Linked DNA regions of Homo sapiens: region 1 is linked to region 2. A link is a loop called in an ENCODE intact Hi-C map of the cell type or tissue named here. Cell type or tissue: PC-3. All regions are shown on one strand. Links, peaks and the distances in the headings refer to the core of each region. The heading gives the core; the rest is flanking DNA. Region 1 overlaps LOC107985714 (a long non-coding RNA gene). Region 2 has its middle 280 kb from the start of DIAPH2.

The links. A loop is a pair of places that touch in the nucleus more often than their neighbours do. Peaks named below come from ENCODE experiments on the same cell type or tissue, not always from the same donor. Only the 100,000 strongest peaks of a DNase experiment are listed, where the experiment ranks them.
Region 1: it touches region 2 in a loop (5-fold over the local background); 2 of 110 quality-filtered maps call a loop at or near these places.

The regions. Positions count from the first base shown.
Region 1 is chrX:96,471,380-96,476,762 of GRCh38, forward strand. The region is part of intron 1 of LOC107985714 (a long non-coding RNA gene); the gene reads right to left. Among named protein-coding and RNA genes, the nearest start is that of DIAPH2, 210 kb to the right of the region's middle. In PC-3, for the core only: no CTCF peak of the experiment used is centred there; DNase peaks (open chromatin) are centred at 3,162 and 3,552; H3K4me3 peaks cover 401 bases; H3K27ac peaks cover 2,537 bases.
Region 2 is chrX:96,404,782-96,410,164 of GRCh38, forward strand. No RefSeq gene overlaps it. Among named protein-coding and RNA genes, the nearest start is that of DIAPH2, 280 kb to the right of the region's middle. RefSeq lists an enhancer at 963-1,554. In PC-3, for the core only: no CTCF peak of the experiment used is centred there; DNase peaks (open chromatin) are centred at 2,410 and 2,960; H3K4me3 peaks cover 1,024 bases; H3K27ac peaks cover 2,535 bases.

The DNA.
Region 1 (5,383 bases), core at 128-5,127, 67 kb after region 2:
GATTCAGCTAAGCAGGTTCTTAATATGAGCTTTTTTTTTTTTTTATTTTTTTTTCCCCGAGATGGAGTCTCACTTTGTCACCCAGGCTGGAGTGCAGTGGCGCAATCTCAGCTCACTGCAACCTCTGCCTCCCAGGTTCAAGCAATTCTTGTGCCTCAGCCTCCCGAGTAGCTGGACTACAGGAGAGTGCCACCACACCTGGCTAACTTTTTTTAGTAGAGATGGTGTTTCACCATGTTGGCCAGGCTGATCTCAAACTCCTGGCCTCAAGTGATCCACCGCTTCAAAGTGCTGGGATTACAAGCATGAGCCATGGAGCCTGGCCAATATGAGCTTTTTGACTAATTTACCCAGCTTGCAGCCCTTACAGCAGTCTCCTTCTATAAGATCTCAGTCATTTCTTGTCCCCATCTACTGCTAAAACATGTTCCATTGCCGCTCTACACAGATGGCTTCAGGATGCGAATACCTTTAGCAAGAACATCAATGCCTAATATCTTTGCTGCACCAAGGCAATATTACAGATGCTGACTCCCTCCTGTGATAATGCTGCAGATGCCTGCACTGAGATTGCTGATTTTAATGGGTTAAATAATACCTCCCCCAAAATTCATATCCACCTGGAACCTCAAAATGTGACCTTCCTTGAAATAGGGCCTTTAAAGATGTAATTAAGAGTTGAGATGAGATCATACTATGATTAGGGTAGACTCTAAATCCGATAGAAGTATCTTTATAAGGGACAAAAAAGAACACACAGTGTCACACAGAGGAGAAGGCCGTGTGAAGACAGAAGTAGAAATTGGAGTTATGCTGCCATAAACCAAGGAATGCCAAGAGCCACCAGAAGCTGGAATAGCCACCAAGATTTTGGTAATTTGTTATTATCACAGGAATTTGTTACTATCCATGTGTGATGGCCCATGGGGTCTAGCAGAGAGCTATCATTTAGTACCTACTTAGGAAGCTAAACACATATGGCACCACAGATACCGTATCATATTAGTGCCAAAACTGTTGGTGCCAATGCTGCAGGTTATTTGGCTTTGAATGTCTCAATTAGATTTACCCTTTTTGCTGCAGGCTCCTTGCTAAAGGATCCAGACTTGAGTTTGTTGAGCCTGGCCTAGAATACAATCTGATATACACCATATTATACTTAGAGTCCACTTCCCTTCTGTCCTTAAGCACTGGTCTTTTTCCAGAGTGGAATTCATTCATCTTGATTCTTCCCCTAAATTCTTTTCTAGAAGAAACATTAGCCTCTAGTGCAATACACATGGATCCCTTGCTTTCTAATCCCACCAATTCTCCTGAAAATGCTCAAAATGTGCCTGACAGGCCTGCCATATTCCTTCCAGCTCCATCACCCCTGAATACAACTTTTGTTGTGTTTTTTAAGAGTCTAAGGCTATCCTATAATGAGCCCTTCTTAGAAAGACGGAGAAATTGACAATCCTTCATGTAAGTCTTATACAATGCTAAGGCATGGGGGAAAAAGGTGGAGCTATCTAGTTCCTGCCTCTAGTTCCTGCCTATCAGTTCACGTAGGTTGCCAGCGGTAGTTACTACTATTGCTGTCTGGTGTCCCAGGGGGTCCAGCAGAGAGCTACTGTTCAGTGCCTACTTAGACCATGGTAATCTTTTTATTGTTCAGTGCCACATTTGGGACATGGGTATAATTTATTAGGTTTCTTTTGGTCCCATCTTAGACAACACATACCACAGCCATTTCCTGTCTGGGGTCATGAGATCTCACCATCTGCACTGCAAAGCTTCAGGGTGAAGGATCCTTGTCTTCTTTGTTCTTATGATCTACATATTTCTTTCTATTTCTTCCTTCTCCAATCTAAAGGAAGTATCAAGACTGTAGGAAATATCCCATTCTCTCCACCACTCACTTACTTATCGTTATGAATTAATTTAATTCAACACACTTCTCTTCCTATATAGCTTGGCTGGGAAGCATATGGGAGTGTGGTTAACAGAACCAGTTTAAATATTTGGTAGAAAGCCTTAGAGTGGGTGTCTTACAGCTACTTGTTGCTTATTTTAGAATGAGGGGTGGGTACTTCACACTTACTCTCTTCAGCTTTAGGAGTTTAGCAGAAATTGTGATGAAAAAATCCCATTTAAAATTCTGTAAAATTCCACCATTAAATGCAGTCATTCCCCTAAACATAGCAGAAGTATAGGCACTTCCCTAACTCTTAACTGTTGCCTTAGGAACATTCTGACCCCAGAGTTGGGGGTGTCCTCTCTAGCACCCAGAAATACAGGCCTACTATGATCTTGGATGGATAGCACTGTGGGACAGCACCAGAGGAACTACTGGACAGAATATTGGGTAATGAGGAACATTTTTAAAGGGGAGGGGTGTTTTAGTTATTGTATAATATGACAAACCAAGCCTATGTGCTTACGTTTCTCCCATTTCTGTAGTAACCAGTCAGTGTAAATAAATCAGTTGTTAGCGCAGAATTCCAGAACAGGAATCAGTAGCTTTTGTGTCCTATGGATAAAAATACCTTGGGATCTTGGGAGAGATACATAAACAAAGCTGGGGATTATCACCATACAAGCTAATAGACTATTTTGAAAGTGGTCTGTTAGAAGACTACTGTGGGCTACCCTGCTAATTAGAGGGAATAGAGTAACCTATACATAGAAGTGATTCCCAAAATGATTCAAGAAAACACATGAATTCCAACTGTAGAATACACCTGGGATAGTAGGTTAAGTAATCAGTTCCAGTGTTTTAATACACTGGAATCCCAAAGGCAGATTTATGCATTCTGTCTCTGGGTGGGGTGGGAGTTGCTGCTATGAATGCTTTCTGTTATACAGTGACCAAGTTGAAAGGATTGTCCTTGCTTATAATATGTAGCAATCACAAAATTTACATCTGGATTTAACACTACATATACTAAGCTAGAAGAAGAGGCTTATACTACTCCTCATACTTTGTAAGAAGATTCCAAGGAATAAGAGGTATAGAACAGCTGCTTGCATTGAGACTTAGGTAAAAGAAATCCAATGTCCAGGTCACTACAGTAGGAAATGACATAGACCAAGATAAAGTGAATTTCCCTTGAGTTACTTCCTTGTATACATACATACTTTGTTATGCTCATGAGTCAGATATACGATATTAGATTTGTGCAAACGTAGTTGCAGTTTTTGCCAAATGATTGCTACTATTCCTGTTTGCTGGCCCGTGACATTTGCCAAATAGTTGCTACTATTCCTGTCTGGTTTTGCCAAATGGCAAAAACCGCAATTATTTTTGCACCAACTTAATAATATTCTTTTATAAATTTAGTATGATAAAATACTGGCTGCTTACCAAACAGTGCAAAGCACTTTATATTTAAGGTTCTGTATACTCTTAGTGTGCAGGTTAAAAGCATATTAATCTATATGTATTGGAATCTTTCCAGATTTTGTACTACTATGATTACAAGCATATTGACAGTGGGGTTTAATGACAATTCTATTCTCTAAGAGTTCTTTCTTTATGGGTCTCTGGCACAGTTTTCCTCCTACATTATTCCCAGAATGGCTTTGAGTCATTCAATTTTATGATGTGCTGCTCCTTTTGTGCTCACTCCACATGTTATGCGAATAGAGAAACACCTAAGTCCTAGCCCTAAATTTCCTCTTCAACCTCACCTTCTACCCTACATCCTGGCAAGCCCTTCAGATGAAAGTCATTTTCATTCACATTTTGAGATTTCCTGGAATTATTGTCAATGGAATAAATTGGAATTGAGAGTTACTCTCTTATTTGCCATCTTCTTATACATTACTATGAAATGTGTAGAGGGAGTTGCTGATAAATAGCAATTCAAGGTCTAGTGCTAGTATTTGTGTGCCAGGTGTTTAAAGTGGCTAGATGTAGTCCCAAATAATGCCACCACTCCCTCCACACTTGTAAAATCAGGATGTATTCAGTAGCCCGTTCACTTTTCAATCCTATAATCTCTTATAGAAATTCCAGCCTGACAGTTAAAATACCAATTCTCCACCTAAAAGCAATTGTCTCCACTCTTCTTCCTTAATACTAGAACCTGACTTTTTTCAAGGAGTAGGTAGATATCCCTTAATCTCAGGGTGGACAGAGCTCTAACCCAGCCCCAGTTGGTAAGCTAATTGTTCTAGTCATTTTAGTTCCATTGTCTTCCCCTAGCAATTTATCTAGGGTTGGGCCTCTAGGCCAAGCTATAGCTTGGTGAGTTCTGACCAATAAGATATTAAAGAGAGCATGGTGGGCTCTTGCTAGAAAACATTTTGCTTCCTGGTAAAAGGGACAGGGCATAAAAGGAGAGCTTGCTGACACTGTCTTCCCTCTTATTTCAGCCTTAGACTAAGAAGAGAAATTTGGACCTCTGAGCCATCTTACAACCATGAGATGATAATCATAAGACAAAAAGACAATAGAAAGGAAATAAAAGACATAATTTCTGGGTCTTTGATGGTGCTGTTGAGCAGCTGAACCAATATTAGCAACTGCTTACCTGTAGAACAGCAGATCTCAAACTTTTTGGTCTCAGAACTCTTTATAATCACACTTATTATTGAGGAATATTAATTTCTCAGCTTTGATAAATGTGTAATGTTTATATAAAACGTTAACAGAGGAAGCTGAATAAAGGATATGTAGAAGCTGTTATCTCTGTAACTCTTCTGTAAATCTAAAATTATTTCAAAGTAAAGAGTTTTTTAAAATTATTGAGGATTGCCTAAAACCTTTCTCTAATATGGAACATATCCACTGATGTTTACCATAGTATAAATAAAAATGGAGAGATTTTTTAAAATTTTATTTATTAATTTATTTAAACATAAAAAGAATATCTATTACATGTTAACATAAGAAACATTTTCATGAAAATCATATTTTCAAAAAATAAATTTAGGGAAAGGAGTAGTACTGTTTGACATTTCTGCAAATTTCTTCAAAGTCTGGAATAATAGAAGACAGCTGGACTCATCTCCTTCTGAATTCAATCTGCTGTAATATGCTGTTCTGGTTCAATTATATGAAGAAATTCTAGCCTTACACAGGTATTTAGTTTGAAAAAGGAGTATGTTAATGGCCTTTTCAGATAACGTAGATATTTCTGCTTGATACTACACTGAAATTTAACAAGCGATAGTTTTTTTTAAAAGATCAATTGCAATATGGAAGCTGAAGTCATATCAATGAGCTTTTCATACTGTATTATATTAAAAGCTATTTTTCAATCTTTCATTTTGAATGGGTCTTCTATCCACTTATTAGTTCATACCATGAGGTATTAATTTATTATTTGGAAAATACTGGCCCACTGAGTGATGCAGGACTTCTAATTAATGACCCATTTTATAATGAAATATCGAA
Region 2 (5,383 bases), core at 57-5,056:
AGATCCTAATCTCTTGCATGTCAGCCCTTTAGTCACTTCAATCCAGCCACATCAGCCTTCTGTCTGTTTCTAAAACGCATCAAGTTCATTCCCACATAAGGCCTTTAAATCAGCTATTCCCTTTTATTGGAAGTCTTTGCCTCAGATATTCACCTCACTAATTCCATCTTCTGCATAGCACTTACCACCATCTAAAGCTATCTGTAAAATGTATTTTGTTGTTGTCGTTACTGTCCTCTGTCTCTCCTGTACCCTGCTAAAGAGTAAGCACCATGAGAGCAGAGGACTTGCCAACACTCATCACTACTATGGCCCAGGTGACTAGAACAGTGCCTGGAATGTAGGAGCTCAATAGATATTAACTTATCAAATCCAATTTTGTCAGACTTCAGAGCACTTAGCTCTTAACCACAATGCTAACTTCTTTTTTTTTTTTTTTTTTTTTTTTGGAGATGGAGTTTCACTCTTGTCACCCAGGCTGGAGTGCAATGGCGCGATCTCTGCAATCTCCACCTCTTGGGTTCAAGCGATTCTCCTGCCTCAGCCTCCCAAGTAGCTGGGATTACAGGCATGCGCCACCACACCTGGCTAATTTTTGTATTTTTAGTAGAGATGGGATTTCCATATGTTGTCCAGGCTGGTCTCGAACTCCTGACCTGAGGTGATCCACCCGCCTCTGCTTCCAAAAGTGCTAGGATTACAGGTGTGAGCCACCACGCCCGGCCCACAATGTTAACTTCTTAAACGATAGATTTGTTCACCTTACTTCTTTCTTCAAAAATCACCACTATTGCCATTTTCTAGAAAATAAAGTTCCAGCTGCTCAGTGTTGCTTTCAGGGGCCTTCACATCTAGCCTGTCTTTCCATCTGACCTCCACCTGCACCTCACCTCATGTGTTATGACTGAAACACAGCAAAGGATCTGAATACTCCCCATACTTCACACTCTGCACTTCCCCACACTGCCACCTCCCCTGACTAACCATTTCTACCTATAAAATATGACATACATCCTTCACAGCCAAGGTCAAACCGCACTTCTTATCCAGAACTTTCCTAACCCTGAAACTGCCTTTGCAAAAATTATTATCAGTGAGAAAAATTCTAACAATAAGCTGAGCTACCCTGCCTTCCCTATCTTGCCTTTCCCTTAGTTATTCCTGGGCTATTGGGCCAAGCTCACTTTGGAAGACCTTTAGGCTATTATTTAAATGATAATAGGCCTTGCCCAAAACTCAATCACCTTTGTAAAGCTAACAGGAGGCCATCAGGCTGAGGGGAGGAGGGGCCCCTGAGTCCTGCTAAGGTGCAGACACAAAGGACTGTCAGCCATTATTTTGGAAGTTATAAGATCTGCAACTTCCCCAATTCTTCCTACAAATAATACTACTATTGTAGATTGACCTTTTGGGATATCTCTTCAGTTTTTTTGCATGTCTGACATCCATCGCTCCACATGGACCCACCAACCGCACTCCTGTGGCCCCATCCAGAAGGGATTCAGTCCACTAGAGGACAGCTTCAACCCCCTAAGATTTCATCTCAGCCCTACCCAATCAGCAGCAAGCACCTGTTACCCGTCCATCCCCACCCCTTCCCCCAAACTGCCTTTGCAAAACTCCCAAACTAGGAGGTTCCAACCAGATGATTTGAGTAGGAACTCCATCTCTCATCTGAGGTGGCCGGCCTCATGTCTATTAAACTCTTTCTCTACTATAGTGCCATAGTCTTTAGGCAGCAGGCAGGAAGAACCCCTTGGGCAGTTACAACCCCCTCAGACATAATTAATTTCTCCCTCTATAATTCCCCCCCATGGTACTGTGTAGATCTTAAAACATTCACTACAATGTGCCTCGCAAGAAAGTTAACTGTCTCTGCCTCCAGATTGTTACCACTGTTATCTTATTTTCTGTCATGTTTTTTTAAAATACAGGATCTAGCACATAATGTTTACTCAAATATTGAACTGAACTAAACGTTTGTGGGCTCTCACATCCCTTTCACCACTCATGTATGCTGGTTCTATTATATTACATTTTTCCCCTTGCTTCTTAATTGCTTTAATTTATTTGACTTGGGTATGTAATTTTTCCCCAAGCTAGATTTTAAGATAGTGAAGACTTCTGTTTCTATTCCTTGTCCTTTCTCTTGTCAACAATACCCCTCTACCCTGTGGTCCCCCATTACTGCTCCTTTACATTTAACCTGTTGCTGAACATGTAGGGAGTATATTCTATATAACAATGAGTGAAGAATAACTGACTACACAAATAAATAAATGGATTAAAAGAAGAGTTCCACTAGGTTTAGTGTAAGTTTAAAAAAATAGCATCAAAGTAGTCCAACTAGTTTTTCCCTTTCTGTGTTTCAAGTGGAACAATGGTTAATCAGAGAGGCGGGGTATGATAGCAGCCCTGGGCTACTGGCCAGAGGGAGGAACAGGAGATCAGAGTCTTTCCCTCACGATTTCTGGCAGATTTGCAGGGAGGTTTAAGAGCAAAGATTAGATCAAGCTGACAAAGCAGGGTCAGGGTATTATTTGCATTCTCCTCCCTCCATACCTTCAACTCCCCCAACGCAGACATGAACAGCTTTGGGATGGGTAAATGCATAAATTGATTTTCCCTAGCATTATTATTTGAGGAGACCATGGAAGTCTTGAAAATAGCTACTTCTCAAGAGTAACCATTTGTGGAGAAAATAATGAAAACCGATTACGTTTACGAATTTTATGTGTATCTCTAGAAGGATAGATAACTATCAAAATATTAGTGGACTGGTAAATAGTGGTTAATTAAGAGGTTGCAATGGCCATGTTTATTTGTTTTTTAAACATAAAATTTAGTCTGGACAAGCATCAATATTTAAGACATCTCATTTTTGCCCAAAATGGCTTATGGCCCAGTCTGGATGAGTCAGACCAAACAAATGTCTCCTGTGTATTTCCAGAGTAAACATTTCTCAGAGGCAGAACTCTGCCCTCAGCCTTGCCTATTAACACATAAGACTGCTTGAGCTTTTCCATAAACATAAGGAAGAGGAAGAAAAGGCTGAGGAGGAGGGAGAGAAATATAAGGCAAAGTTTCTTAAGGAATAAATTAAACATCGACCCTCTTGAGGAAAACCAGCAGGTTTGACTGTTTTTGTGTTTGGTGAATTGTATATCTATTTACTGTGGAAAGACCTCCTTAGCCATAGGCAAAAAACAACACCAACAACAAAAGAAACCCAAAAATTAAACACCAGGAATTGGACAAGTGACTTAGCCTCTGAAGACAACCTCGAATAACCATCAAACTCTAGTTAGGTAACTCTTTGGCAAATAAAAAATAAAAATCAAGACAAAACCACCAAGATGCCTAAGTATGTGCAGTAGCATCTCCAGGCGGACATTTCCTGATCCAGACTGTAAATAAGAGGAAGCAAAAGAATGATGAATAATGGACAATGAAGCATGTCAATCCTGTGGTAGCTAAAGAAAGGGATTTTTACCCTTAGAATCAGAACAGTCTCTTGATGACTTAGTATAATTATGCTATCAGCCAGCAAACACACAGAATATTCTTGATTGCACCAGGTCCTTAATACACCAGCAAAACCATCAAATAAGGAACTGTTAACAGTCCAGTAAAGAACAGCAGCATTTGAAAAGGTCTGTCTTTTAGGTTTTAAAATAAAATTCCCAGGCCCGGTGTGGTAGTTCATGCCTGTAATCCCAGCACTTTGGGAGGCCAAGTGGGGTGGATCACTTGAGTCCAGGAGTTTGAGACCAGCCTGGCCAACACAGCGAAACCCCTTCTCTACTAAGAATGAAACCACCTTTGCAAAAATTATAACTGAGGAAATTATGACACTGAAAGAGATCATACCTAATCAACTCCATCTTGCTTCTAACCTTTCAGCTGTCCTTGTTCATCCCTGTGCAAAGGCTGAATTAACTTTGGGAAAGAATTCAGTTTACGGTTTGACTCTGAAACAAAATTGATAGTAGCCCTTTCCCAAAAAGACCCCCTTCTCACCTGGGGACCAGTCTGCCTTTGCAGGACTAACAAATTAGCTATAAGATTAGAAATTAAGGTTAAGGAGTCATGCAGCCTCTGACTGCAAGAGTCTGAACCTCCCCAAATTGCTCCTAGGGATAACATCACTGTTGTAAAACCTAAGATCAGTGCTTGAGATATTTTGCAGACCCTGCACTGGACAGATCAGCCAACACCACCCAGACAGGTAATCTGGCTGAACCAGCTCTGCCATCCCACCCAGGAACAGAAGACAGCAAGAAAACCTCACTTCGACCCCCTGTGATTCCATCTCCAACCTGACCAATCAGCACTTCCCACTTCTCTATCCCCTACCCACCAAATTATATTTAAAAACTCTGATCTCCAAATGTTTGGGGAGACAGATTTGAGTAATAATAAAACTCCTTTCTCCCGCACAGCCGGCTCTGTGTGAATTACTCTTTCTCCATTGCCATTCCCGTCTTGATAAATCGGCTCTGTCTAGGCAGCGGGCAAGGTAAACCCATTGGGTGGTTACAAAAAAAAAAAAAAAATTAGCCAGACACGGTGGCGCACACCTGTAATCCCAGATACTGGGGAGGCTGAGGCACAAGAATCCCTTGAACCCAGGAGGTGGAGCTTGCAGTGAGCTGAGATTGTGCCACTGCACTCCAGCCCAGATGACTGAGCGACACTCTGTCTCAAAACAAAACAAAACACACACACACACAAATTCCCCTTACTAATGAAATCACTTTATGCAAGTAGGCTGCCAAGTATTCCGTTTTCCATACAATGGATGAATTGGGATTTCTTTTTTAAAAAATTCTGGCATATTTTACTTCAACTCTAGGTATATGATAGTTTAACATAATAAACTCCTGCAATCTATAACTGACAACTAAATACACAATCTAATACCCCAATCCTTGAGGTATTTTTTATTGTCATGCTATAAATATTGCCTTATTTACCTACAATATCTTCCTCTGTGTGGTAGAAAAGTTACTTTTTGTATATAACTTAGAAAATCCTCTTTAAAGCCAATAAATTGAAATTGTAGCTGATAAGATGTTAAGCCCAATGAATAATAATGAGTCAGGAATGGTATGAGCCACTTGAATAAATTGATGTCAGGACCATTTGGGGAGAGAAGAGACACATACAAACACCCTCTCAGAGAGAAATGTTGTGGAAGAATGGGTTACACTTGTATGTTACAAAGTTAATTATATTAATAAGCAGATTGAAATCCATCAAACTCAGACTTTTTTTGGAGCCATGTGAAATAATACATTTAAAGATCTGAAGGTTGCACATTTTATCTATTTGATTCTTGAAATTTCTGAAATCCAATAAAGAAAGGCACTTGCTGTCAGAC